Linked DNA regions of Homo sapiens: region 1 is linked to region 2. The links are chromatin loops, found by intact Hi-C in ENCODE. Cell type or tissue: heart right ventricle. All regions are shown on one strand. Links, peaks and the distances in the headings refer to the core of each region. The heading gives the core; the rest is flanking DNA.

Evidence for each region. A loop is a pair of places that touch in the nucleus more often than their neighbours do. Peaks named below come from ENCODE experiments on the same cell type or tissue, not always from the same donor. Only the 100,000 strongest peaks of a DNase experiment are listed, where the experiment ranks them.
Region 1: a loop joins it to region 2, with 3 times the contacts of the local background. A loop is called at or near these places in 6 of 110 quality-filtered maps.

The regions. Positions count from the first base shown.
Region 1 is chr1:61,313,163-61,323,731 of GRCh38, forward strand. All of the region lies in intron 3 of NFIA (nuclear factor I A), which reads left to right. Among named protein-coding and RNA genes, the nearest start is that of NFIA-AS1, 65 kb to the left of the region's middle. In heart right ventricle, for the core only: no CTCF peak of the experiment used is centred there; a DNase peak (open chromatin) is centred at 5,339; H3K4me3 peaks cover 741 bases; H3K27ac peaks cover 4,087 bases.
Region 2 is chr1:61,247,778-61,258,346 of GRCh38, forward strand. All of the region lies in intron 2 of NFIA (nuclear factor I A), which reads left to right. NFIA-AS1 (NFIA antisense RNA 1) reads right to left here and starts at 5,741. Exons shown (of 4, transcript NR_104180.1): 1 at 5,634-5,741; 2 at 3,508-3,592; 3 at 2,171-2,204; 4 at 1,168-1,332. RefSeq lists an enhancer at 2,440-2,941. In heart right ventricle, for the core only: no CTCF peak of the experiment used is centred there; DNase peaks (open chromatin) are centred at 5,804 and 7,336; H3K4me3 peaks cover 1,270 bases; H3K27ac peaks cover 5,185 bases.

The DNA.
Region 1 (10,569 bases), core at 1,593-9,592, 66 kb after region 2:
AGGAAGAAACAACCTTCCCACCAGGTTGTTTGATGAACCACACTATTAGACCATTCTTGCTTTGCTATAAAGGAATATCTGAGGCTGGGTAATTTATAAAGAAAAAAGGTTTAATTGGCTCACTGGTCTGTGGGCTGTGCAGGGAGCATGCTGCAGGCATCTGCTGGGCTTCTGGGAAGGCCTCAGGGAGCTTTCACTCATGGCAGAGGGTGACGCAGGAGCAGACAGGTCACATGGCAGGAGCGGGAGCAAGAAAGAGAAGGGGTTGGGGAGGTGACACACACTTTACAACCAGATCTTGCAAGAACTCACTATCCTGAGGACAACACCAAGAATATGGCACTGTTTCATTCATGAGAAATCTGCCCCCATGATTCAATCACCTCCCACCAGGCCACACTTCCAATATTGGGGATTACAGTTCAACATGAGATTTAGAGGGAGCAACATCCACACTCTATCAGACACTTTCCCTGGACTGTAAAGCTGGAGTTTTGGTTTGGGTAAAATCTACTGAGTCCATCATTTGGTGAGAAAAAAAAATCTATGGTACTTAGATGTGCACATCAGGAATTTGTATGTACACATTGATTACAATAATGGTTATAATCCATCATCATCTTCCAAACCTGTTCTAAGTGCTTCCGCCTCTGGAGTAGGTGTTCTTACTCGTGCAATTAGGGAACAGTGCCTTAGTTAATTACATTGCTTCAGTTGAAATCCCGACTCTACCAGTTACTGTCTGTGTGACCTTAGACTGTGCTTTATCTGTAAAATGAAATTATAATATGTAATAGCACCTACCTCATAACACTTTGAAAATTACAGGAAATAACACATGGCAAAGCTGAGGAGAATATCTGGCATGCAGTGAGCACTCAGTAAATATTAGCTCGTATCACTTTATTGTTATTGTTATTCTTACAACCACAAAAAAACTGTGTCACTTTCCTGCACTTCACGTCACTAATCCTGCTGGTCTTTGATGACTTGTATAGGCCATCACTGCTTCCACAAAGCCTTCCCTAGCCCTTTCACTAGTTTAATGCCCCCCTCTGTGCCCTCAGAGCCTGCTTCCACTACCAGAGCCCTTACCACATTGTATTGTAATGCTTCCTCTGTTGGCCTGCCTCCCCTACTGGACTGCAAGGACCTGAAGGTCAAAGAGGTACACTCTAATGCCTACCATAGTACCTGAAGCAGAGAAGATATTCAACAAAGGTTTCTTGGGTAAATTATTGAAAGTTTAATTAACTTGCTTAAGGTCACAAAGCTAGTAATTGAGTGAAACCCATGTCTGACTTATAAAAGTAAATAATAAGCTATAAGAAAAATATTCCTCTAATAATGATAATGCACTAAATTATGATTCCACCTGATTATTACTTACAGAATACTCTCAAAATTACTTGAAACCTTCCAAATTTTGGCTCTATCATCTCTTCAAACCTCTGTCTGACAATGGTACTCACTTTATACTCTGCCTCCAACATATACACTTGACTTCCTATCCATAGGGTTATCCTTGTTGCCCCCCATAAATTTGACTTGCACTTTCATCTCCTCTCAAGCAGTCATCAGTATTTATTGAGGCCTACATTGCAGCGACCTGTGATGCTCTAAGGATACAGAAATGATATCAGAAGGTGGTGACATTTGAACTGGATCTTCCTGGTGTGAATCAAGCCTTCCCCACTAGCTGTTCTTTGAAAGAAGTTTTGACTAATCTGTGAGCCCTTGATGACACGAAATATTTTGATATATGTTCTGAGTTCACTGTTCGTATTTGTTTATAGGTTGGCATCAATAGATATTTGTTGAATGAATAAATCAGGCTGTAGAGAAACATTTTAGGTTTATAATTAAAGCACCTGAAACAAAAAAAAACACTACATTTAGCTTCTCTCTAACCCTTTTAATGGTAGTTGGAACATCAGAAATTAGCCATTGAGCTTACTGACTCTTTTTCTAACGATTTACTGTATAAGAGAGCAGAATGCTATTGGCTTCACCAGCTGTGGCCAGAAGGGCTCCATGTTCAAATTAGCTACAAATCATGTCCCTTATGGCATTGTTGCTAATGGTGACACTGAGGGTCAGAAATGCCTACGGTAGTGAAAAATATTTCAAGTGCCCCTGACAGTTAACATCTGACAAGAAAGTGCTTTTCTCTGTGTGGGTTTTCGAGGGAGTAAATGAAATTGAACTCGCATACATATATGTTTGTGTATACATGCATAAACATGGTACTTTGCATCTGGTCTGTGACTACGCTGCAACCTTGGGAGATTTGATCGATTTTCTGATGTTAGAGGTAGGAATTTAACTAAGGGAGTATTCTTTGGTAATCGCAAAGCAGAAGGACTTCCATGCAACCTGGTACTGGGTAGCAGCCATTGGCTCTTAATTTTGTAAAAATGACAGATATTCAATAAAGTATCAGAATGATTAGAGGGAAAAATATTAGAGCTGGAGGAGCTGCCCTACTTCTGAACAAGCAGTTGAAACAAAGGCACTCATTGGAATTCATGGTTGGTTGACATTATGTAGCCTGTTGTTGCTTAATTTTGTTTCCTGTATATTTTCAGGGTTGTGTTCATTTGGTTTTAGCAATAAGGACGGGTCATTTTGGTGCTGTGTCTTTTTAGTTCACCTGCATCCTTGAGTTGAGAGCAGAGAACAGAATGCATATTTATTTTCAATTTTTACATGTTATTTCGTATTTCCATAGAGTCTGTGGACTTTTAGGTACAATGATGCTGTCGTGAACAAATAAGATGCTGTCTGAATGTTCCTGAGAGCTTTAGTGCAGTGAACACACCTTCTCAGCAACAACAAAAGGAGATCAGGGAGGCTTGGCCAATGTACTCTCTCGTCCACATACGGACTGATAAGCCAATCTTCAAAATCAAGATTCTTCCAGAAAGTCCAAATTGTCGAGTTTATATTTATAGACCACATGTCTGAGAGTCTCCTCCCAACCCCCCTCAACCAAAGATAGTAGTTTAGATATAACAGTTTTTAAAATCAAGTTCTCACTATAAAATCTGAGTTAGATACTTGGGTAAGGGTGAGGAGTAGAGGGTATGGCTGAGGAAGAAGGGGCATTTCAAAAGAATTGTAATAATCAGTCCCTGACCTTATAAGAGTTTATATTCTAATTACAGAGAATATAAGTCAGACAGCTCAACAGTGGCAAGATCACATAGTACTAAATACCTGCTGAGGTCTTAAGGCAGTGTTTATACACTGGAGGGTATTTTCCTCCAGGGACCATATGGCTCTCCTTAAGGGTATTCAAAAATGTGTGAGGGCATTTTTGGTGCTCACAAGGAGGGGATGTTGCTGGCATTCAGTGGTGCAGGCCAGGGATGCTGAGCATCCTGAGGGGACAGGGCAGTTCTAAACACTGGAACTGATTCCCCTCCGAATGCTGATAACCCTGATGAGAAACATTGTAGTGGTTCCGAGAAGAACAAGAGCGCTCTTACTTGGAGCCGAGTCTGAGATGTCCTCAACACGTTCTGTGAGTCAAAGGTTATGTTCCCTAAAATCAAGGAAGTGGCCTGGATCATAAAGTGCTTCAATGATCAAAGTCAGTCAAGTGAAATGTGTCGATCATTCTCCTGCCTAAAAGGCCAAATTCTTTCAGCATTGATTTAAAGCTATAAGGAATCAAGACCCTTTCTTTAATGATGCTTTCTGATGATTCTCCATTTGTATTGACGGAAGGAGCTAAAGTGTGGAGGCTCTGCACTAGAGGGTAGTTTATTTTAAAAAGTTATTTCTGCATTTAGTGTTAATATTAATTGCTTATTTTATATGCCTTTTTATACCATCTGAAGTACTTTCACATCTAAAAAAATTTAAATAACTTTTTTTCAAAAAAATACTGAAAAATAAAATCAGATTTCTAAATTAAATAAATTAAATTCAGTTTCCTAGAGCAGGCAGCATGGCATATTTAGTTATCAACAGGAATTTTCAGCAAACGAAAGTCTTTTAAAAAATAAAGTGAAACTGGAAAAAGGAGGCCATTTTTAATTCTTTCTCTATATACTTCTGTACATTATTTATGAAAAAGTAGATAAAACTTGATCTCCTGCAAGTAAGATTGACCTAACGTCCATTTCTAGAGTATTAGTAGTCATCATCCCAAAAATATAAGACCAAAATTTGTATCCTTATGTCTAGAATAATGCTTGGCCTCTATAGATATTCAATATGTATTTAAAGAAGAGATGGTGATTTATATTTGAAAATATTTGAGGAATTATAAACAATTATTTTCATAAACACACAAATATATATACTAATATGATTATATTTAGGAATTAGATTTCTAACATTTAAAATAGCTTAGAGACTAAGTACTGTTATTTCTCACTTTTTGTAGAAAAATCAAAAAATTCTAGAGAATTTATTTTTAATAATTTGTTACTAGCTTTAGAAAATAATTTTTTTACTCAAAAATTCACTTAAATAAAATTACATTATCTACATTTTGATTTTTATAGACAACTTTTATAAGAATACTTGCATTATTTAACATTCCATGTGAAAAGAATGTGGTTATTTCTTAATTTTTTCTGTTAAAAATTCCCTGTATGATTGAAGATCTAAGATATAAAGATTATGTTTGTTATTTATAACAGTTATCATTTTTTGAACACATTCTGTGTTCTAGGTTCTTTGCTAAGCATTTTAAGTGTACTATTTCATTATTCCTAATGACAAACTTATGAAGTAAGTATAATCATTAGTGTCATTTTACAGGTGTGGAAATTGAGGCTTAGGATTTTGGAATTATAATTTCTGTAATACTGCCCCTCCTACTTTATTGTAAATAAATAATATCTTGGAAATATGATTTTTGAAAGATGAATGAACATTTTGCCATATAGATCCCTTTACAAGAGAAAAGACAAGTACATTGCAAATTCACCCCGATTCATATTTAGCCCTGAGTATTTGTTTTTTTCAGATCACAAACAACTAAAAACTATGAAACTTACTATGTTTGATAATTACATATTTTACATTAGATATATAACTTACTTAAGTTCAAAACTAAGTCTGGAGAAGGTGGATAAATAAGTCAAAATTAACTTCATTTTAAGGGAAGTTTTACAAGCAATGGTAATAAGTCGCTGAGGAGAATGGACCCCGGCATGTTGGAATCCGTGGTTGCAAGCTGACACTTTGAGGGAATGTTCTTAGCAAAACACTCACTTCAACGGAAATTAGGTCAGCCTTCTGGAACATTTATCATGTATACCTGTCACCAGCAAGACCCAGTCCTTAAAGTGAATTGAGATCACAAGCAATGGTCCCTCCTGCTCTGAGCTGCAAAGGACACTCTAAACCAATAGTTCTACAAATATGTGAGCTTGGCAGACGCTCCCATGAAACTAAAGCCAACACCCATATAGTTGCTCTGGGAATTGAATTCCTTAATGCTTTGTTTATAGAATTTTGAAACAGCAAATGGATTTGGTCTGTTCTGAAAAAACAATCTGTCCTGTGGCTTGTTTGGAATAACATCTAGAGTTGCTATAGAAGGATGGAGGCAGATGACCCATGTCTGATTTGGAAGACAGTTTCGCCAGTTTCTTCTCCTTGTCCTTTATTGTTCAGCCAGGTTGGTTTTTGCCCGACTCAAGGTATTTGCATAGAGGAAAGGCCACCTTCTACCGAAGCTAATTTGATATAGAAACTAGAGTAGTTAGCAAAATCCAGAGCTAAAAGAGTTAGCAAAATCCAGAGTAATAGAAGGTAAGATAGAGTGTATGGTAAAACCAAAACAACGTAAATGAGTCATAACCCAGTGCCCTTTCAGTAATCATATGGCATCATTCTGGTGGTTTCAGAGCAGTGTCAGCAAGTATGGAGTCCTGTGTAGGAATCTGAGAGTGCATCTGTGTCAGTGTACATGTACTTCAGCCCAGTGAATATAATTCATTGAGGGTTTTATGCATGGAAATTACCACATTCACCAGGTAGCCTGTATCTACTGGACTAAGTTACCTTGCCTTGGAAAGGAAGTAATTACTAATCTTTCTCTTGTGTTTATGTTTGGCAAACTACACCTAAAGACTTCACTAAAAAATTGGTAAAATATATATGAAGCTGGTTGAAAAAAAGATGAAATTATACATATGTTTGTGTAGTAGCAGGAATCTTCCATTACATCTCAAGAATGAAAGGAAAAAACTATTAAGAATAGATGTTTCATTTCTGTGTTCATTCATCACAGATATACTGAGTACCCACCATATGTCATACATTGTACAAATGGTAGAATCAGAAAGATGAGAGAAGTAAGATCCCCACTTTAACTGAGTCCTTATTCAAGCTGTGTGTCTGTGTGTGTCTGTCTGTTTGCGAGTGACAGATCCTTAAACAAAAAATAATGATAACCTATGTGAAATGCCCCAGTAGAGGTTATTTTAAAACTCAAGGAGAGAACTCTATAACTTAAAGATATTTTGTCTACAAAAAGGAGCGAAGGTTTTATTCGAAGAAAGAGGAGCCTGTTTTATATGAAAATCCTGAAGATTTGAAGGGGCTGAAGAAGTAGAATGGATATGGAAGAAATCCACCAATGATTTCTTCCTGGAAGAATTAAACACACACACACACACACACACACACACACACACACACACACACACCAACTTTCATGATCACACTCTATTAAGCCAGGACCAGGAAACAATTTCTAATCAGCACTCTGATCTGGGCAGAGATTGTGCAGTCTTTTATACCAGGCCTCAGATCTGTGTTCTCTATTCACACATGCTCACTTCCAGCTGTTGTCATTGAAATCTCACATAATCTTCCAAGGTCAAAGGGCAGTCACCCATGGCTGCTGCAGTTAAAAGGTTATGCTGATTTCTGTTGTCAAATATTGGCCCTTTTCTCTTCCAACCACTCCCATTCTACTTCTTTTTTTTTTTTAAACAAGAAAAATCCAGCCTAGAATTGCATTACATGACTTTAAAGTCTTAAAAGTGTTCCTCCATTGTGCTAACACGACATGGCCTGAACAGTCTAATTCATTCTGTTACATTTCACAAAGAATTTTCTGGTACTTCTAAAATACTTTGTGCTAGGCCAGCAAACTTCAAAGTATTGTGACCCACATGATTGTGGCCTGCCATAGTATCTGCAGAAGTGAATAATACAGGTTCCACAATTTAATAAACATGGTGAATTTTGGCATCGATAACTAATTACTGGGTAAATGAGCAAGAATTACACAAAAAATGACTTTTGAAAAGATGAAAGCTCTTTGCATTTTGTGGTTCTAAACATTAGCTAGTTTTATTTTATATTTGGAGACGTATATAATAGTACATTTAATATTTGGAGTCTTAGAAAAGTAATTGTAAGGATTTTTAAAAAATATTATTGCTTCACTCCATCCAGGATTTTCTTTCCATGCTTGGTGAACCAAAATCAGTGTTGAGTATCTTAAAATTAGCACATGGCCCCTGGCTATCTACTTTCATTATCATTGCATGTGTCCTCAGGTGGTTTAGCAAGCAGGATTCTCTGTAAATGGTCTGTCTCACAGCCCTGTGTATAAAACCTAAAAAGGAAGAAAAGGGAGATGGGCCATTACGATTTTTTGCTGTTTAACGTCCATGAACCAGGGTAGCCCTCAGGTGATCCAGTTTCATGTCTGTTTCACTTAAGATAATCAGTTTCTGATGTATTCAGGGAATACATTTCCCTGTTTTTTCCCTAGTATATGTAAAAGTTCATAAGCAGAAACTAAAGCTATTACAAATAGCTTGATTCATTTGCAAATTACCAGTTGTTACTGTCCAAGTTTAGAGGAAACTTTGATGCAGAACATAAAAACAATAAGTTTGCTTTTTAAAAAACCTCTTTAATTCAAAACCGGGTTAATTAAAAAATGTTAATTTATAGTGCATTAAAACCATAAAATTAATTTTAAAATATTAAGCTTATAAAATACTGATACTATGCTAATTACAGAAGACCTTAGCTTTTCTAATATGATGCAAAATTCTCTGTTTTTTAAAATGGTGCTAAAGTAAGTGTTTAAATTTTTAAAATAATCCCTAAAGATTATTTTTGTTTCTCTGTTCTTGTACAAGTCTAAATTTTCAGTTGAGTCCGCTTGCAAAACAACTGTTTCAGCTTTTAAGACTAATAAATGCATAATTCTAAATGTTTCGGGGAAATGGGGAAAATAATTTGTTGACATGACGAGAGAGAGAAAGGGAGGGAGGAAGGAAGGAAAGGAAGGGAAGGAAGGAAGGAAGGAAGGACGGAAGGATATTTAGCCTGGAAGAGAGAAAATTAGGTTGATGAGATGTCTTCAGATATTTGAAGGATAGTAGAAATAAAGAGAGCCAACATTTGTTCTGCCTATACCAGAGGACAAAATCTAGGTAAATTACAAGTTATAGGAAGGTAGACATATTCAGGGAAATATGATTTTTTTAACCCCTCATTTTTTTATTAACCACAATTTTTTTGTTGCAACATGACGATTATTACTCCACTACTAGATGAACTTTAAGGTCCCTTCCATATCCAGTTCATTGTGTGATGCCATGGATCTGATATTTGCAAAGATACAAATAGGTAAAAATCTTTTTTCACTTTTATTTTTAGATATTTTGATATCTAATAGACATAGTCCTTTAATTGCTCAATCACTTGGAACTTAAAACTCATGAACTTTCTTTCTATGAAGTCATTGGGCAATCACATTTAGTTTAATTAAATGCTACCCTTCCTTTATTAACTGCAGGAATTGGTGAAAAGATGTGACAAGGCCTTTGGATTAGACTGGGTAATTAAGTCTCTGATGCTAAAAATCATGGATTAAAATGGGATAAAATTCATTATATAAAGAGTGGTAAATATACCTGTGTTCTAATCCTAATTTTGCCACTATCTGTGTGACATTAAGCAAGTCACTTAACTTCTCATGTCTAGTTTAAAAGCATTCCTTTGCAGATTAATAATACATACTGTACTAGCAAAATATGTTTGTAGACTGGAATTGGCCTGAGGGCTGCTAAGTTGTGACACGTTAGATTCAAAAGGGATAAGTTAGTAGTTATGTGGGTTAGGGTAAGTGCTTAGCTACTATAACAAAGCAACCAATAAAACGCAAAAACATACAGTAGTTAATGTATATTGAAATCTATTTTTCTTTCTGTTAATATTCCCAGATGAGCAGCCTAAGTTGGCAGGATGGTTCTACTCCACAGTGTCATTCAGGGTCCCAGGTTCCTTCTGTCTTACTGCTCTGCTATTCCACGGGTGTGTGCCTGCATGGTAGAAAGTGTTTTCGCTCATAAAAAGGGGTAGAGACAATGTTCAGGGCAAGAATTTCCTTTCAGGTACGTGGGGGTAGAAGTTGATTGTATCACTTGCGTTCACTTTCTGGTTGTGGCCACTCCTAACTGTAAGGCAGTCTGGAAAGTGTGCTTTCTGGCTATCAACCACGTATATGTGTGACAAACAGCAGACTCATCACAGGAAGATATTGCAGTAGTCTTTATTAGTTTCTAATGTTCTCCTAGAAAGGTATTACAAAAACATGAATTTTATATAAATACATTACTGAAAATCTTGCTGTAAATATCTGCCTTGACTGGGGACATAAGTCCCCAAGAGTAAGGACCTTGTGTTATTTTACCTGTTGCATCCCAGGTCCTAGGATTGTGGTTGCCATGTAATAGACATTAAGTAAACATTTATTGAATGGAAGCAGTAAATTAAATATTGACTCTGTCTCTATGGCTATGGCAGAAATCATTGAGTGAGCAATGATGGCAAAAACAAACAAAAAAACACAGATTAGGTGTCTGTATTGAGTAACAGTAAATGAGCAGCACAGGGAAATTTGGAGCCACAAAAGAAGGCCAACAGTGTGTAAGTCCCATGACACATACTTCTCAAACCTCTTTTTGCCCCATTCTTCTTTTGGTCTAAGAGTACATTATTTCCATAATGGTGACAATTTCTTAATGTGTCATGATAAACCAAAATGACAATCATACCCATGTTACAAATGCATTTAAAGCAATCCATGTATTCATCTGAGAATCTCAAAACACCTCATCCATATTATTAGCTGACAAACATTTCTGCATTTTGCAAATTCTCAGGCACAACTTTCTAGATATAGAAGTGTTTCAGCCTTACTGTCAGTCCAACACCATATGTCAACCTTTTAATGTTTACCATAAGCACACTACCAAGTGAATTTTTCTCCACTATCATAAAGGTTAATCTCACAAACAGAATATATATGTACTTTTATTGCTCCTGTGTTCTTTTTTAGATATCTGAATTTTTGCATTTCTTTAAACTATAAGGAATTATTCTAAAAATAAGCCGTATCTCAAATGTCACCAATGAGTGGCAGAACAATTTAAATAGTCACTATACAGTCAGAAATCAGACCAGAAATTTAAAATTTGGCATTAATGGATCAGCAGAAACATCCCTGCACCTGACTCCTCAAAAGGAAAAACTGTTTTCCAAGATAATCTAAATTAAGAGTACAGAAGTAAT
Region 2 (10,569 bases), core at 1,323-9,322:
GCCATGGTTTTAACTTGGAAAAAGGGCATTCATCTCAGGGCCAGAAATGGTCTACTGCCAACATGATCCTGAGAACTTTCTTAGTTTAATAAATGAGAGAATAAGTATTCTCATGAGCTCCTGTATCAAGTGTTTCCTGGTTTTGAGCTTTTTTGTTTTTTGGTGAGAATGTTATCTTTCATTGTTATTTCTGAACCCTTAAAGGACTAAATTTCCTTTTCAAGAGTTTCAAGTAGTTCTTGTACATGTGTGCGGTGATAAGCAAACATTAGTCTGAGAAAGTTCTGAAAAATCTAATTGAGCCAGCATTTACCAAGCCCTTCTATGTCAGCTACTGAACTAGGTGCAGGGAAAAAAATAAAGGTCCTCAACTAGCTCACCCTCAACTAGCTGTCCCTCCAGCTAGAGAACCAAACCTCTGCATAATTAACCATAATAATGGGCAGATAGATTCAAGGGAGAATGCAGTAAAATATGTAATATCATGAGTGCAGTTTTTATCTGTGTGCACAATTACGCAAGCCTTTTAACTAAAAGGCTTCGGTGAGATGGATTTCGTAAAAATGCACAGAACTTCCTGAAGCACAAATTAGACAGTTCCCTAATATTAAAACACAGCCCTGAGAGGTAGGGTTTCAGGCTTTCTGGAACCCCCAAACTTGAATTGGTCCACAGAACTAAATTAGAAGTAACAACCTTTCCTTATGATGTGTGATTTCTCAAATGGTGGCATCTTCCCAGAGCTGTGTGTTCTTTTGTTTGGAGCACAGCTGCTTCCTATTGTTAAGTTGCACCGGAGAGCTCTGAGACAATTAATGAAGGGGATTTAAATGTTATTTAAAGGTAATCCCAAAACGTTTCTTTGTGAAAGATGCCCCTTACTGCAGTCCCAACTTAAATACCAACTTAAATAAGAAACTTCCACTCTAGGCATGCTCAATAAATATTCAGTGACCATTTCTGGTTTCTGGGGCATAACTAAAACTAAATAACTAAAAAATTGCCAATTAAATCTTCCCCAGCCCCAATTCCACATAACGCCTATGCACAACCACTTCTGAATGCTCATGGAGAAATAGCATTAAGGCTCTGATCTGACCTCAGTAATTTTACAAATGTAAAGGTAGCATCTCATGGTCCCTGTAGGGATATATTATTAGAAGAACATGCATACAATTTTGTTTTAATTGATTCTCACTCTTAAGTATGCAACCAATCTGTGTATATCTCCTTTTAATTATTTATCTGAGTTGTGAGAGAAAAGTAGGTAATTATTTGGTGATCCATTCAAATGTCTTGAAAGGAAGGCATCCAACTTTTATGACATACATCCTGAAAGACATAAAACAATACATTTTTATTTTATAATTTCATCAGTATCAAGTGTAGTGTAAACTATTTTAAAACAATTTATAAAAGGTGCTTACATACTTACTGATTGAAAAAATGGCCACAAGAATTAAGTTTATGGAATTGAAAAAATTTAGACCACAACAACATGGTAAACATTGATTTTTTTCAGAAGGAAATAATTTCTACAAATCAAAAACTTTACTAACCAGATGTTATAGTTAGGACAAACAATGAAATAATCTTACTGTAAGAAAAATAATTCAGCCAACACGTTTTTTAAGTGTCTTCTTTACGCTTAACATGGGTATTTGCTATTAGATGGGGGAGGTGGAAGGAATGTATCAAAAATGAATAATGGCCAGATGCGGTGGCTCACGCCTATAATCCAAGCACTTTCAGAGGCCAAGGCAGGTGGATCCCAGCACTTTCGGAGGCCGAGGCGGGTAGATCACTTGAGGTCAGGAGTTTGACACTAGCCTGGCCTCAAACTCTGGTGAAACCCCATCTCTACTAAAAATACAAAAATTAGCTGGGCGCGGTGGCAGTCGCCGGTAGTCCCAGTTGCTCAGGAGGCTGAGGCACAAGAATTGCTTGAACCCGGGAGGCGGAGGTTGCAGTGAGCCAGTGAGCCAAGATCATGCCACAGCATTCCAGCCTAGGCAACAGAGTGAGACTTGATCTCAAAAAAAAGAAAAAAAGAATAATATTCGTTACCATGTTCCTGCTGACAGTTTGAGTACACAAGATACACTGTGACATAGTGAATTCAAGGAAGCAAACATGGTATGGGTTGGAATAATCATGGATGGATACTTACTGCAAGAGGCAGAAAAACACATGCAGTTCCTTTTCTAGGAAAATATTGGTAAATTATGCTTGGTTAGTAAAAGTGCACAGAAAGCATATGGAAGTTTCAAATCTATTTTCCATAAATTTTTCCCCAAAGTATTTCTGAGATGCTGGGTGCAAGGTACGGTTCATTGTCCTAGTCCTCTATGCTGAAAATGATCATTTTAATTGGATTGCTTCTTTGGAAACAAGACAAAGCGTACATTGCTAAAAGCTTCTGGAGGCCATTTTCAATATTTGTAATAATATAAGTGCTAGAAATGTGCTTTCATTTATATTCAAAGGCAATAATGCCTTCTGTAAGCATGGCGTCTCTGTAAGACTTTTATAATGTCTACTTAAATGCAAGCAGACAAAATTAGTTTTCACTTTAGATTGGAAGACCTTTCTCCATTGCAACTTTTTGGCCTCTCTTTTTGTTCTGCTCCCCAAGAGCAATGTAAATGTTGCTCTTTGTTTTGCTAAAAGAGGAATGTTTATTTTTACAAGTACCATGCCACTTCCATATGATCTACATGGTATGTGTCATGAATATAATTTCTGTATGATTGGCCAAATTTTTCACTTTTAATTAAGATGACCAGACAAAAATTTGAATTGTAAGAAAATTATGGGCCAATTTAGTGCCTGTTGAAATGTACACTGGATATTGAAATGTTCTACAGAGCATAATGAATGAAAGTAAAAAGGCTCTATCTCTTTTCTGAAGCCTACTTGAAAATTTTGCTTTCATAACATGACATTGAAAAAGATACTATAAAAATATTTATTAAAATCATAGCTCGAGTTTTTTCTTAGAAGTAAGAAATTATGTTTAATATCAAGGACTTTACTACAGGATAACATGATTGTGTTTCACATAGAAAAACTTTGTTGAAAAATCAGTGTGGAGTTGAGTTCATCTGGGCCCTAGCTGAAACTAATTTTACTTTTGGATATTCCATAAACTGCATACATCTCTTTCTTACTGTTTTGTTTTTCTATGTATGAGAAATCCATAGACACAGAAAAAAGATGGAGAGCCTTCATTTCTCTTATTTTCACTTTTGTCCCATCCCTCTGTGCTTGTTCTTTGTTTAAATAAACTTTTGTTGTATGTCTTTCACACATCATCACTCTCTGCTTCAAAGGCTTCTTTTAATAACTTAGCCCTGGCTCACTTTTCTTTTGCATATGAAATTGATTTAACTAAAGTGTATGTGTGTGTTTGTGTGCGCATATGCCTACATACACATGCATCCGTACAAATAAAAATTTCACTGGAAAGGGAACTCCGTGATCTCTTTACTACGTACATACACACACCTTGTCGAAGTGGGAAAACTTAAGTTTGGAGTTAATTTGGTTTTGAGTTCCAGCTTTTTCTCTTAGTGCTGTCTGTTTCCTCACCCTGAAATGAAGATGGTAATGTTTACTTTGCAAAAGTTGCTGGGAAAGTTATGTATATATAAATCACTTTATTTTTATTGCTAGACATTCAATAAATGCTAGCTGTTACTGTGACCATCATTATTGTCATATATGTAACACAATTATGTCATACATTTATTTTGAAGCTGATAATAAGTAAACTGATAAAAAGCAGAAGGTTGAGATTAAGGCTTCTTATTGCTAAAAGATTGATCTTAAGTACAATCACGTGAAAACTGATAGTTACATAACCTGAAAAATCATAAAATACTGAAAAATTATGACTGTTATGTGATTGTTTTCAGTTGTCAGACTACGTGATGTTAAAATGGCAGTTGATTTTTTGTATTAACACAGTGCCTCTAATTTTAAAAACTGCTTCAGCAATCATGTATTTAATGAAAACAGAAGTAACGATACAAAATAACAAAAATATAAATAGAGTTCAGAATTTGAAAATACTGTATTAGGAGGTAAGCTGACTATTTTTCGTGTTCTTTAAATATATTTAGATCAACTTGAATATTAAGCCTCCTACAGCAGGTAGATAGAGGTATCAATTCAGTTACCATTTAAAATACAGTAACTCCAATGAGGAGTTTCTTATAATTATTTCTAATTACTTTTTGATATTAGAAATTAGAGCTATACCAGAATGCTGGGAAAGATGTCTTTTTCAACATTGTATCACAGCATCAAGCATTATGCATCAAACATCAATTCCTACTCACAATATCCATTCAATGTATATTTGGATTATATTTTCTTTGGATAGACCCTCATAGTAGAAACTCTGTATTAACCAGCTTGCAAGATGAACCAAGACTTTTTGTTTTCTTTGTAATATACTGATTCCTTTGGCATGTTGAATTTTCATGGCCAACAGTTACCTACTACCACATCCTAGCACTATTGTTTTTACCAGTTGTGTGCTTACCACGTCAGTTGTGTTATTCCGGACCTGTTTATACTAGTCTTATTTGTATCACCATTGTGTAATTTAATTAAATTTATGTGAACCAATGGCATGCAAGTTCAAAATGGAAAAGTTTTATTTCTATGAAACTAACCCAGTGCCTTGGAAAGAATCAGTAAAGGCAAGCTACAAAAATTTCTGTCAGATTACATGTCAGTGAGATAACTACAGAAGATGAGAGAAGGTTGTAAAAATAAGAGTTTTGTTAGATTATTTTAGAAATATCTTTAAATTCTCCCACTACTTAAAGTAAATGGAACTGGAAATCTTTTATGATGCATTATAGATACGCATTATATAAGAAAGATGCTGTGGAGCTCCAATTATTAACAGACATTATTAAATTTAAATTTTTGCCTCTGCATAAAAAGATTGGCCAAAGAATGTACATACACATGCTCAAAGTTAAAATGTTTAAGGTGCATATGTCTCATTAATGAGTATCTTCTTCATCCATTTTTTCAAATTAACCAATCAACAACTGGCCCTAACAGTACTGGATAAGGTAACTTCTATTCTATTTTGTATTCCTACTCTTTACAGAGTTTTAGAGATGTTTTGTTTCCTACCTACCAAGGGAAAAAAAGGGAATTGGCAGATAGAGTTTATATCTTGGGATGAGATGTGTAAAGGGCCAGGACCTGAAATTACGTGAAGGTTGATATTCTGGGATTGGTAGTTTTGAAGTTCCATAAAGAAGTTCAGTCCAGCCATGTTCCAAATGCTCTGAGTATAGGCACTGGCTGGTAAGCTTAGTGGAGTGTTATACAACATGGAAGTCTAACTGGCAGTTCAATGTCCCAAAAGTTGGACAGAACCAAGAAATAGAGAACATAAGCAGATGACAGTAATCCAGGCAGAAGGTTAGTGTCAGAGAAGTCTGTCAGTGGGTCATAGGGCTCCACGTGCTAGCCTGGGTTTCCGTGCCAGAATTTTGTTCTTGGGAGGCAGGTAGGGAAAAGCAAGTCAACATCTCCAGTTCCAGATGAGCTAGGGCACTTGACCAAATACAGGTACAGAAGTTAGTCCTTGAGGTAGAGCTTACCTGTTGGAGAACATGGCAGAAATCATTGTACCAAAATTGGAGCACAGGTCAGAGGCTAAAGCATGGCTTACTGCTGTGGCTCATGGTGAACTTGAGCTTCTCATGGCCCCTCCTATCTCCTGAGGATGGCTGAGCTCACAGATGGGGACTGTTATGTAATCAGAGGTCAAGTGGTTTAGCTGGGGTGGCAGAGAGCCAGGTGAAGACTGAAAGTGTTCAAATAAGGAAGAGAACAGAATTGCTTTATGTCTGCCTTCATGAAGACAAACCCTAATAGCCAAAGGACTGAAAGTTTGCCCAAAGAGACCTCAATTTTTGAAAGGAAAATGCATCTTCTCCTTATGTTAGAATGACCACGTCTAAATAAAATAAACTCTTTTGCCTTTTGTTGTTACTTGTCTTGGTATCTACCATTGTTTGACACTAAAAAAAAATAAAGCAGTGACTAATTATTGGCTAATTTAATCTGTCATGATGGCATTTGTAATTCAGGTACATCCTTCATTAAAGCAAGTATAGGCATTATTATTTTTAAAACTTTTTTTTTCTATTTGGATTTCTTCTATTTTGTTTGATTATTTATTTTGTTGTTACTGGTGGTGGTGGTGTTTTACAGTGAGACATACTGGTTAGCTCAGCTAAGGTGTTTGAGTAAGACTTCATAAACATAAAGTACTTTGTGTGGGTTTGTTTTGTGTGTTCCATCTTACGTCATTTGTGGCACTGAAAATGAGATTGCAATTCCCAGAGTACTGGGATAGTTCATTCAGAGGTTAGCCCACCTAAGTTTATAGCAGTTGTCTGTAATAGAATTGTAACTAATTTCCACTGTTGTTTTTGGAGAAAACTGTAGACTATAATTATGTGTTAGCACTTTTTAAACAGCTCCCTGCATTGTCATATCATTTTAAATGGGCTCTGTTTTAAAATGACCTTTCATGTTTTGATTGCAAAAATATAGCTTACACAGGTCTGTAGTTAGCAAAATACAAGGATCCAGTAAATGATAGAGCATTGACACAACTCTAGAAGCATGTGTTAAACATCACTGGCACTGCCCTAGGTTTAAAGGGGAAGAAATAGGGAAGTAGAAATTCACTGTTCTTCAACACTCCTTCTGTTGGATAGGCAAGATTAGTACATAGAACAGTTATGGAGCCATGTGAAAAAAAATAGTAGTTATACAAATGTAAAATGCTACACATGAAGTATATTGCATTACCTTTTTGTGGCCTATGGAAAGAAGTCTCAGAGCACAGTAAGATTCAAGTACCATCTCCCAGAATTGGGGTCAGCAACACCATTTTATATTTTGGCAAATGCTACCCACTGTCTCCCAAACGGCAGATATCTGCATATAGTTAGTCATGTGGACACACCCTTCCTCTGCTACATTGCATTGCCATATTAGTAGTAGAATTTTAGTGTTGATTTAAAAGACAGTCTGCCTTAAAGCAGATTGCATAGTTTGCACACTGTGAATTGTAATTAAAGTGTAAGGGGGGCTTATTATGTCAACAACTGGCATGAGAACCCCCGAGCAGCAGGTGACCCTGACCATGTGACGTTTGTGACAGCTAGGATCCCCTTTTCACTGGCTTAGCGATCTGAAAGTCCAAATTGAAAGAAGCCCAGAGGCTGTATATTTCATTAGATCCCAGGGGAAGTACAGGATACAGCTTCCTTCTGTTTTCCTGGGAGGTCGCCAGAAAGTTTGTAGAGCTCTGTTTCTGTCAGAGACTCAAAAGAGAAAAGAAAAAGCACACACAAAACAAAACAAAACACCATACACACCACAAAACCATCCACCAATCACCCCCAGGACCATAAATTTGACATTTCCCACAGTCTGAGACCACAGTGTTGCTGTGTCAGCAATACGCTCCTTGTTTGAATTGTCTGAAAGGAAGGCTCAGTGTTCTAGCTTTTAAAAAATGTGTAATCTTCAATATGCAGTGATTCTCTTGGTGTAAAACCATGAGAAATTATCAAGTACAGATATCATATGATTTGCTTGAAATACTTTTGCATTATGCGTTACTTTCTCCTGACCTTCTAAAATGGGGCATAAGTCCGAATTTAGAAAGAGGAAACCACATGTGTAATAAGGGAAACAGACTAAGGAGACATGCCATGTGTATTTCAGATCTTATTGTGATGGGTAAACTGTTTGAAATGTGGTCACATTAAAAGTATGTTACTTTGTGGGAGACTCAAAATCTTTTACGAGTAGATTTTTATTGTGTTCCATAGTGGAAATAGAACTAGGGTTTGGTTTTGGTGGGAAGTTTTGGTCTTCAAGTCACCTTGGCACCTGACTGGCAGTTGTGAAACTAAGTAGAAAAGATACCTCTTTTTTCTTGGCACCTCACACGGGATCATAGGATTCTTACTATCATACAATTTATATATCACAGAAATGAAAACTTCGGTACTTTGTTGTATAATACAGATCTTGTGCTTGTTGATTTTTAATTTGGGGCTCAAGCTTCCCATGTCAACTAATGTGGCCGCTGCTAGGCTGCCCTCGGGTAGACCAAATGTAAGCTCACTAGGAAGTATTTCTAGCTCTGTAAATACCTAGCATATCGTTTAGTCCAGGCATGTCCAATCTTTTGGCTTCCCTCGACCACATTGGAAGAAGAAGAATTGCCTTGGGTCACACATAAAGTACACTAACATTAACGATAGCTGATGAGCTTAAAACAAAAATCGCAAAAAAATCTTAGCATGTTGGCCAGGCATGGTGGCTCACGCCTGTAATCCCAGCACTTGGGGAGGCCAAGGCGGGTGGATCATTTGAGGTGAGGTCAGGAGTTCAAGACCAGCCTGGCCAACATGGTGAAACCCCATCTCTACTAAAAATACAAAAAAAATTATCTGGGTGTGGTGGTGCGTGCCTGTAATCCCAGCTACTCAGGAGGCTGAGGCAGGAGAATCGCTTGAACCGAGGAGACAGAGGTTGCAGTGAGCCAAGATCGCACCTCTGCACTCCAGCCTGGGTGAGAAAGTGAGACTCCATCTAAAAAAAAAAAAAAAAAAAAAAAATCTCATAATGTTGTAAGAAAGTTTACGAATTTGTGTTGGGCCGTGTTCAAAGCTGTCCTGGGCTGCATGTGGCCCCTGGGCCGTGGGTTGGACGAGCTTGGTTTAGTCCCTAAGTGTTGTTCATTTTAAACCAGAAAGTGAGAATTTTCTGAGCCCAGATTCTACCTTTATACTGCTATTTGTTATGTTTTGGTCAAAAGGGAAATACAGAAAGAGGAAAGTTAACAGTCATGGTTTGTGTGCTTGTATGTTGTATACTTTCATGTTTTGATTGCAAGAATATGGTTTACACAGGTCTGTAGTTAGCAAAATACAAGGATCCAGTAAATGATCCTTGTATCATTTATTTAGGACCCTCTGTTGTAAGGGCCCAAAAAGACTCACTCACAGTGCCATACACATGGCACTGCATGTGTGTGTGCTTGTGCCAGCCTGGGACGAGAACTTCAAGGCTTGAGAGAAAGATGTACCATTTTCATAAATTTGGTAAATAAATTAAAACCTTTCAACTTAGAGCTGCATTTAAGTGTTATAATTAAAGGACTACCAGTTGGGTTTTTTGTTTTGTTTTGTTTTGTTGTTTTACAGTCCATCTATTTTAGCAAATTCGCAAATAATTAGTTTCTTTTATTTATGTTTTTCAAGATCGGTTCCTCTATTCAGCCAGAGGAAAACCCAATATCCTTAGCTGCGTTTTACCTCAGGTACCCAGAGAATTGAGGCAAGAATAGGTTGTGGGAATGTGAGAGAAGTGTGTCTGTGCTGTCTCAGCTCAGTTAACTAGTCCTCTGTAGCAGGATAAGCATGTTTGTGCAGAGGTAGAGAATTGTCTCCAGTCATGATTTTGTTTTTTATATTTTTTACTGCGTTGTTTTTTTTTTTTTTTTTTTTTTTTTTGAGACAGAGTCTCCCTCTGTCACCCAGGCTGGAGTGCAGTGGCATGATCTTGGCTCATTGCAACCTCTGCCTCCCGGATTCAAGCAATTCTCCTGACTCAGGCTCCCGAGTAGCTGGGATTACAGGCACACATCACCATGTCCAGCTAATTTTTGTATTTTTTTAGTAGAGACGGGGTTTCACCATGTTAGCCAGGATGGTCTCGAACTCCTGACCTCATGATCTGCCTACTTTGGCCTCCCAAAGTGCTGGGATTATAGGCGTGAGCCACCACACCCAGCTCTACTGAGTTCGTAAGTGAAGCTTTTTCCCCTCTCATGTTATTTGAATATTGTTTCCTTCATCTTTGTTTATTTATTATTTATTTTTCAAACCAGGGTCTCACTCTGTTGCCAGAACTGGAGTGCAGTGGCACACAATCATAGCTCAGCATAGCCTCAAACTCCTGGACTTAGGTGATCCTCTCATCTCAGCCTCCTGAGTAACTAGGACTACATGCTTAGCTGTTTTTTTTTTTTTTTCTTTTTTTCTTTTTTTTTTTTCCTGAGACAGGGTTTTGCTAAGTTTCCCAGGCTGGTCTTAAATGATGCTCTCATCTTGGCCTCCTAAAGTGCTGGGATTACAGGGATGTAATCCTGGACCCTTAATCTTTATTATTAGTTCATCATCTTTTATCATGTATACTATGTGCCTTGAAAGTGTGTATTATTTTATTATCTGCACAATTCCACATCACTTTATTGATATTCTGAATATACCTGTAGTATGTTAATAAATAGCATCTAATAAAATGTAGATACATAAAAATAAGCCATTTTCATAACTTTTGGCTAATTTTGGAAACAGCATTCTCAACTGCAGGTCAGATTTTTAAAAGAATTTAATTTTATCTGTGATTGTGTATACATCATGCCAAAGATAAAAGCAATTCAGTTGAGTGAGATAGGGTGTGGAAACAGGCTACATGTTGGAGTTTGTTGCCAGCCTGACA